2 separate regions of the Homo sapiens genome follow, and region 1 is linked to region 2. A link is a loop called in an ENCODE intact Hi-C map of the cell type or tissue named here. Cell type or tissue: right lobe of liver. All regions are shown on one strand. Links, peaks and the distances in the headings refer to the core of each region. The heading gives the core; the rest is flanking DNA.

The links. Peaks named below come from ENCODE experiments on the same cell type or tissue, not always from the same donor. Only the 100,000 strongest peaks of a DNase experiment are listed, where the experiment ranks them.
Region 1: a loop joins it to region 2, with 2.2 times the contacts of the local background. A loop is called at or near these places in 5 of 110 quality-filtered maps.

Annotation. Positions count from the first base shown.
Region 1 is chr9:134,174,191-134,177,083 of GRCh38, reverse strand. No RefSeq gene overlaps it. Among named protein-coding and RNA genes, the nearest start is that of RNU6ATAC, 11 kb to the right of the region's middle. In right lobe of liver, for the core only: CTCF peaks have their summits at 873 and 1,077; DNase peaks (open chromatin) are centred at 1,003 and 1,656; H3K4me3 peaks cover 538 bases.
Region 2 is chr9:134,257,989-134,260,881 of GRCh38, reverse strand. No RefSeq gene overlaps it. Among named protein-coding and RNA genes, the nearest start is that of LINC02247, 36 kb to the left of the region's middle. In right lobe of liver, for the core only: no CTCF peak of the experiment used is centred there; DNase peaks (open chromatin) are centred at 1,531, 1,841 and 2,304; H3K27ac peaks cover 2,500 bases.

The sequences.
Region 1 (2,893 bases), core at 85-2,584, 84 kb after region 2:
AGGAGAGACACAGGGGGAGGAGGAGAGACGGGGAGAGACATGGGGGAGGAGAGACATGGGGGGAGGAGGAGAGACGGGGAGAGACATGGGGGAGGAGAGACATGGGGGGAGGAGGAGAGACGGGGGGAGAGACATGGGGGAGGAGGAAAGACACGGTGGGGAGAGGAGAGACATGGAGGGGAAGGAGAGACATGGGGGAGGAGGAGAGACATGGGAGGAGAGACACGGGGGGAGGAGGAGAGACACAGGAGGGAGAGGAGACACCGGGCAGAGGAGAGACATAGGCAGTAGTGGAGCGACATGGGGGAAGTGGAGGCTTGTGTGAAGATAGAGGTAGAGATGGGAACCATGTGGCCACAAGCTAGGGAACCCCTGGAGCCTCTAGAAGCTGGAAGCAGCAGGCAGAACCCTCCCCTGGAGCCTCTGAGGGGGCCAAGCCCTGAGACACCCCGATTCTTCAGCCCCCAGCACTAGGAGAGAATCATTCTCTGTTGTCGGAAGCCTCCCAGCATGTGCTCATTCGTCACAGCAGCCGCTGGACACCCACAGAGAGAGCTGTCCTTGCTTCCCAGGGACCAAGCGGGACCCAGCCTTAGTTAGCGGGACCTCCGTGTCTGTGTCCCCGACACCGCTGTGTGCCGACCACACTGGATTCAGAGCTCCATGGGGCAGCGCCAGGGCCCTTCCTGCCTTTATTTAGGGTTCGCACTGCACCCCCAGCGTCTAGCCCGAGGCCAGCTGACAGGAGGTGCTTGGTCACCCTGCACTTCTGGAGCATATGCAGGGGTCCCCTCTGCGGCCAGCAACCGCGTGCGGCGCCTGCAGGGAGCGGCGGCCATGAGCAGCCCCAGCTCAGCAGGACCAGAAATAGCAGAGGCTGCCAGGGCCACGGGGCAAGGCCAGGGTCCCTGGGTCAGGGTCCAGGCGCTCTGGGCAGTGTCCTCACTGTTCCCCGGGACGTTGGGGCCAGGGCCTGTGGCCTGAAAGATGACACCCAACCCGACCCTCCCATGATCTTGGGCAAAGTGCTTCCCCTGCCTCCAGGTGGGAGCCGGGACAGAGCTGCCCCCAAGTGGACGCAGCGCCCCTCACAGCAGGAGGGACCAACAGAAGCCCCCACCAGTGACCGCCACACCTCCCTCACCAAGGACAGCTCTGGGAGCACCTCCTGCTCTGTCACCCACTGCGCTGGGTCCTTCAGCCCACCCTGGGCCCCCCCAGCCCCTCAGAACCCGGCACCGTGACAGACCCCGTGTGGGCAGGGGCATCGAGCGTGCACCTCCAGACCCACGCCCCCAGATTTCCAACACAGCGACACTTCCTGCCCCTCTCCAAAGCAGCATCTCCCACAGTGGGGGCCATCAGGGGATGGGGGCAGCTGGGAGGGGCGAGCTGTTTGTAGAGGATCTGGGCTGGCCACCTCCCCAGGGCAAGGCCCAGACAGAGCACCCTCCAGACGGCAGCACCCGGGGGCCCGGGGCAAGACGGATGGGCTGGGTGAGGGCTGCTGGGTGCCTGGAGCGCGTATGTCCCCACCGGGGCAGGCCAGCCCCGCACTCCACCCGGGCAACCACAGGGACTCCCTGGGCCACCGCCTCCATGCTGCCCACCTCTGCCCAAACCACCTCTCAGGGAAGGGAGGAAGCTGGGTCCTGTGGAATCTGACCCCATCACCTTCCTCCTCCCTGGCTCCGCCCCCGCCTGGGCCCCGCCCCCGCCTGGGCCCCGCCCCCGCCTAGCTGTCCTTGGGGAGCGGCTGCTCTTCCCAGCCTCAGGGCCTTTGCAGAGCTGTCTCTTCTTACCAGAGCCCTCTCCTTCCCCTCTTCCCTGGCAAACTCCAACTCGTCCTCCACGCTGTTTCCTCAGGAACGAGCTCTGCCCACCCCTAAATGAGTTTCCCCAGCTCCCAGAACCTGAATGGCTCAAATCCAGAAATCATCTGCTTAGAGCTGGTTCTTCCACCCAACCAGCCCGAAGCTCCAACAGGGCCAGGCCACGTGCCTGTTGGGGACCTCTTCTCACCAGGCCTAGCGCAGGGCAGGACACCCCCGCAGCAACAAGGCCTGCCTCCCGTAAGGATCCCGCCCTACTCAGACCTCTCAGACCAGCAAGCCTGAGCCCCCGCCTGCAGGGCCCCAACAGCTGCCAATGGTCAAGGGTCTCCCTGCGCCAGGTGCTGGCATCCCCCAACAGCCCTACCAAGCAGGCACAGCTTCTCCTGCCATTTACAGAGGAGAAAACAGGGGCAGAGAAGGGAAAGGGTGGCCCTGGGGTCCCCGGCATCTGGACAGCCTGACTGCAGCCCCTCACAGCAGCCCAGCGCCACATCTGACCCCCAGGGACCATCCACTCCTGCCTGGGATGGACCCTGCAGGCAGAGGAGAGACATGAGTTCGCCTCCCACTCCCATCAGCTCACGTCCTGCCCCCAGCTCTCTAAAGGGCAGCGCTTTTCAAAATGTGTGTCTGCGGAGCCCTAGACCAGGGGTGGAGGGTTATGGGTGCCGCTCTGTGGTGGCGGAAGTTTGGGAAGCACTGGGTGGGCAAGGGGCTGCAGATTTCTTCCATGCAGGACTTCTCAGAGTTTTTAGCCACTGTGCATGTGGGCCCCCAGGGAGAGCTGCGAGCAGAATTTCCCAAACATCTGCAGCAATGGGGATGAGGGAGCTGTGGCTCCCAGCAGACATCAGTCACCACTCCGCTTCTCTGATAGACGGCAGGGGCTAGCCTGGGCTCTGCAGTTACACAGAGCTGCCTGCAAATTCCTTCTCTCTTCCCTACTAGCTGGAGGTCCTCTCTGAACTTCTGCTTTCTCCGCAGTCCCAAAGAGGAAGCAATGCGCAGCCCCCAGGGGCCAGACATCATGCACGTGGGCACCTGGTTCCAGCCCATGC
Region 2 (2,893 bases), core at 129-2,628:
TCTGTCCCTAGCAGGGGCTGGTTCTAGGCTCCGAGCAAGCAGGCAGTGGGAGGCGGGTGGGAATGTGTGTGATGGGAATGGCCCCCAGCGCCCTCACCAGCACGGAGGGCAGAGACCAGGGCTGCTTTTTTTTTGTTTTGTTTTGTTTTGTTTTGTTTTGTTTGAGACGGAGTTTCGCTCTTGTCTCCCAGGCTGGAGTGCAGTGGCACAATCTCAGCTCGCTGCAACCTCTGCCTCCCGGGTTCAAGCGATTCTCAGCCTCCCAAGCAGCTGGGATGACAAGCGCCCGCCACCACGCCCGGCTGATTTTTTTTGTATTTTTAGCAGAGACAGGTTCCCACCATGTCAGTCAGGCTGGACTCGAACTTCTGGCATCAGGTGACCCGCCCATCTCACCCTCCCAAAGCGCTGGGATTACAGGCGTGAGCCACCGTGCCCGGTCGAGGCTGAGGTTTCTTAACCTCGAAGTATCGCTGGGGGTCACAGGACAGACCCCTGCTTATCCTCCCAGCACTCCAGAAACTTCTTCCAGGTGTGGGCTTCCTGTCAACCGTGGCTGATCAGCATCACTCAAAGGAAGGGCCCCATGCCCCGGGTCTGTCCCCACGGCTGGCAGTTACTCATCTCTGTCTCTGCAGCCACCCTGGGCAGGCCCCGGATGGGCAGACCCTGGCACAGCGGTTTCAGCAGTTTCTGCCTCTGTTGATTGGGACCCTGGGAAGAGGGTGAAGCAGAAAGTATGGAAAATACCAGGAAGAGGATAGACCGAGTCTCAGTCCCAAAGCCCAGGACGAGCCCAGACGGCCAAGAAGTGATGGCCTTCGCTCTTGGGGGTGTTCAAGGTGTGTTTCCTGTGTTTAATGGAAGTTCTGTCCTGCTCTGTGTCTGTGTGATAGGCGCGGCGCTCAGTGGGGTCTTTGCTGGGCCTGGCGGAGCTGTTGCCCGCTGCCTGGGCCTGCCAGTGTGTAAGACCGGCCCCGAGGGCTGCCCCGCCTCGCCCACCCCTGCTGGCTGCTGTCCTTGCTCTGTCTTTTCTAGACTTGGAGGCAGAATGGTGCTGTCCTGACCAGCTTGGATTCCAGAATCAGAATGATGGGAATTAAAATCCTGACCCTAACACTTTACTGCACCTGCGCCCCAGGATGGGCGGCTCAGCCTCTCTGAGTGTCAGTTTTTTCATCTGAAAAATGGAGACGCTGACAATTCGAATTTGTCTTGAGACCCGCCTCAGTGGGAGGTAAGCAGTGTGCCCAGGGCCATGCCTGGCGTTAGTGTGCAGGTCAAAGTGAGTGGGGAGCCCCTTCCCTCCTGCTGTTCTCCTTGGGCATCTCCTCAGCAGCTCAGCAGCCCACAGGGTTCCTGGAGCCGAGACTTGGGGCCCTTGGAAACACCCTCATGGTTTTGGCCATTGTGTTCCCAGAAGGGCAGGTGACAGTTTGAGGACAGTAAATAAACTGACAGGAGGGGAGCGAGGTGACCCCTTCACCTTTGGTCCCATCAGCCGGGCCTTATCTCCCCTGTCTCGGGCCTGGCCTCAGTCTGTTTGCCCACATTGGGGCAGATGGACAGTGGGTAAACACAGCCCAGAGGGCTAGCGGGGCAAGGGGCAAGGGGCGGCCCCCACTGGGAGAAGCCAGGGGCAGGGGTGGGGGATGAGGGCCAGGGGCCTGGGCCTGCAGCGAGCACTGGCCAGATGCAGCCAGGGCCAGAGTGGGCACCAGGTCTTGAAGGAGAGGCCCTCCCCAGGGCTGCCCCCTGCCCAGGGACCATGGCCCCCATCCCCCATCCCACAGCAGGAACACCAGGGCCCAGAGACAAGGGCTGGCACCACACGGGCACCCATCAGAAGCAGTGCCAGGGCTGCATGCCAGCTTCCTGCCTGCTCAGTCCTCTAGTATGTGGACAGGGAGCCCCGAGGCATGGGGGCCTGGGGCTTGGGGATCGGGGGGCCAGGGGAGGTGGGGTGCCCTGCTCTCTGCTGCACCCCCAGCCCCATCTCACCCAGAGCACCCAACCCAGGCTGTCGTCCAAACAACTTCAGGGAGAGAACTGGTTCAACTCTTCAGTGTTTTTGCTTTGAATCTTTTCTCCGACAGCCACTGGCCTTCCAGAAACTTCTGAGAAAACCAAGACCTAGGCCAGTCCCTCTGACCACCATAGTGTCAGGGGGCTGGGGGCTCAGGGGCTCACTAGTGGTTCTCACTGAGAGAAACAGATGTGGTTTGTGGTAGAAGGACAAACACAGTGCCCTAGAGGGCAAGCCTCCCCTCGGCCCGGCCATGCCAGGAGCAGCTGGCCCACGGCCCATCCCGCTCTGCCATCTGCCCAGATGGCTGTGGAATGGGCATTGCGAGCCCTAGCAATGGGGCAGCGGGGAGGACGCTTGGACAGCAAAATGGCCAGAGAGTGCACCCCGTGCCCCCTGAGCCGTATTTCCAGAAGGAATCAGAGCTCACAGCCCCTGACACCTGCAGCCCAGACCTGGGCATGGTGCAGCTCGGTCTGGGTGTGGCCACCAAGCACACCCACACTTACCTGTCCAACAGGAGCCCCAGGCAGCCTCAGACCTACCTGGGACCCTGGACCCAGCTCTCATTTCTCTCCCAGTCCCCACCCCAGCAGCACCCCAGTGGGCTCTGCCTCGTTCCCTCACCCCATGATTCCTCCTGCCTCCAAGGGATGACCCAGGTCCTAATGCCATTCATTCATTGTCCTGGGGGAGGAGGGACAATGGTTAACCCAGCACCTGGTACTCGTGGCCACCAAGCTGGTTCCAAGGATCTAGTGGGGAATGAGGGGGGCTGCAGCCTGTGCCCTGCGGCCCACTCTGCTCTAAGTCCACATGGGACCCCATTGCCAGGAAGCCACGGTGTCCGCTCAGCTACCACCACAC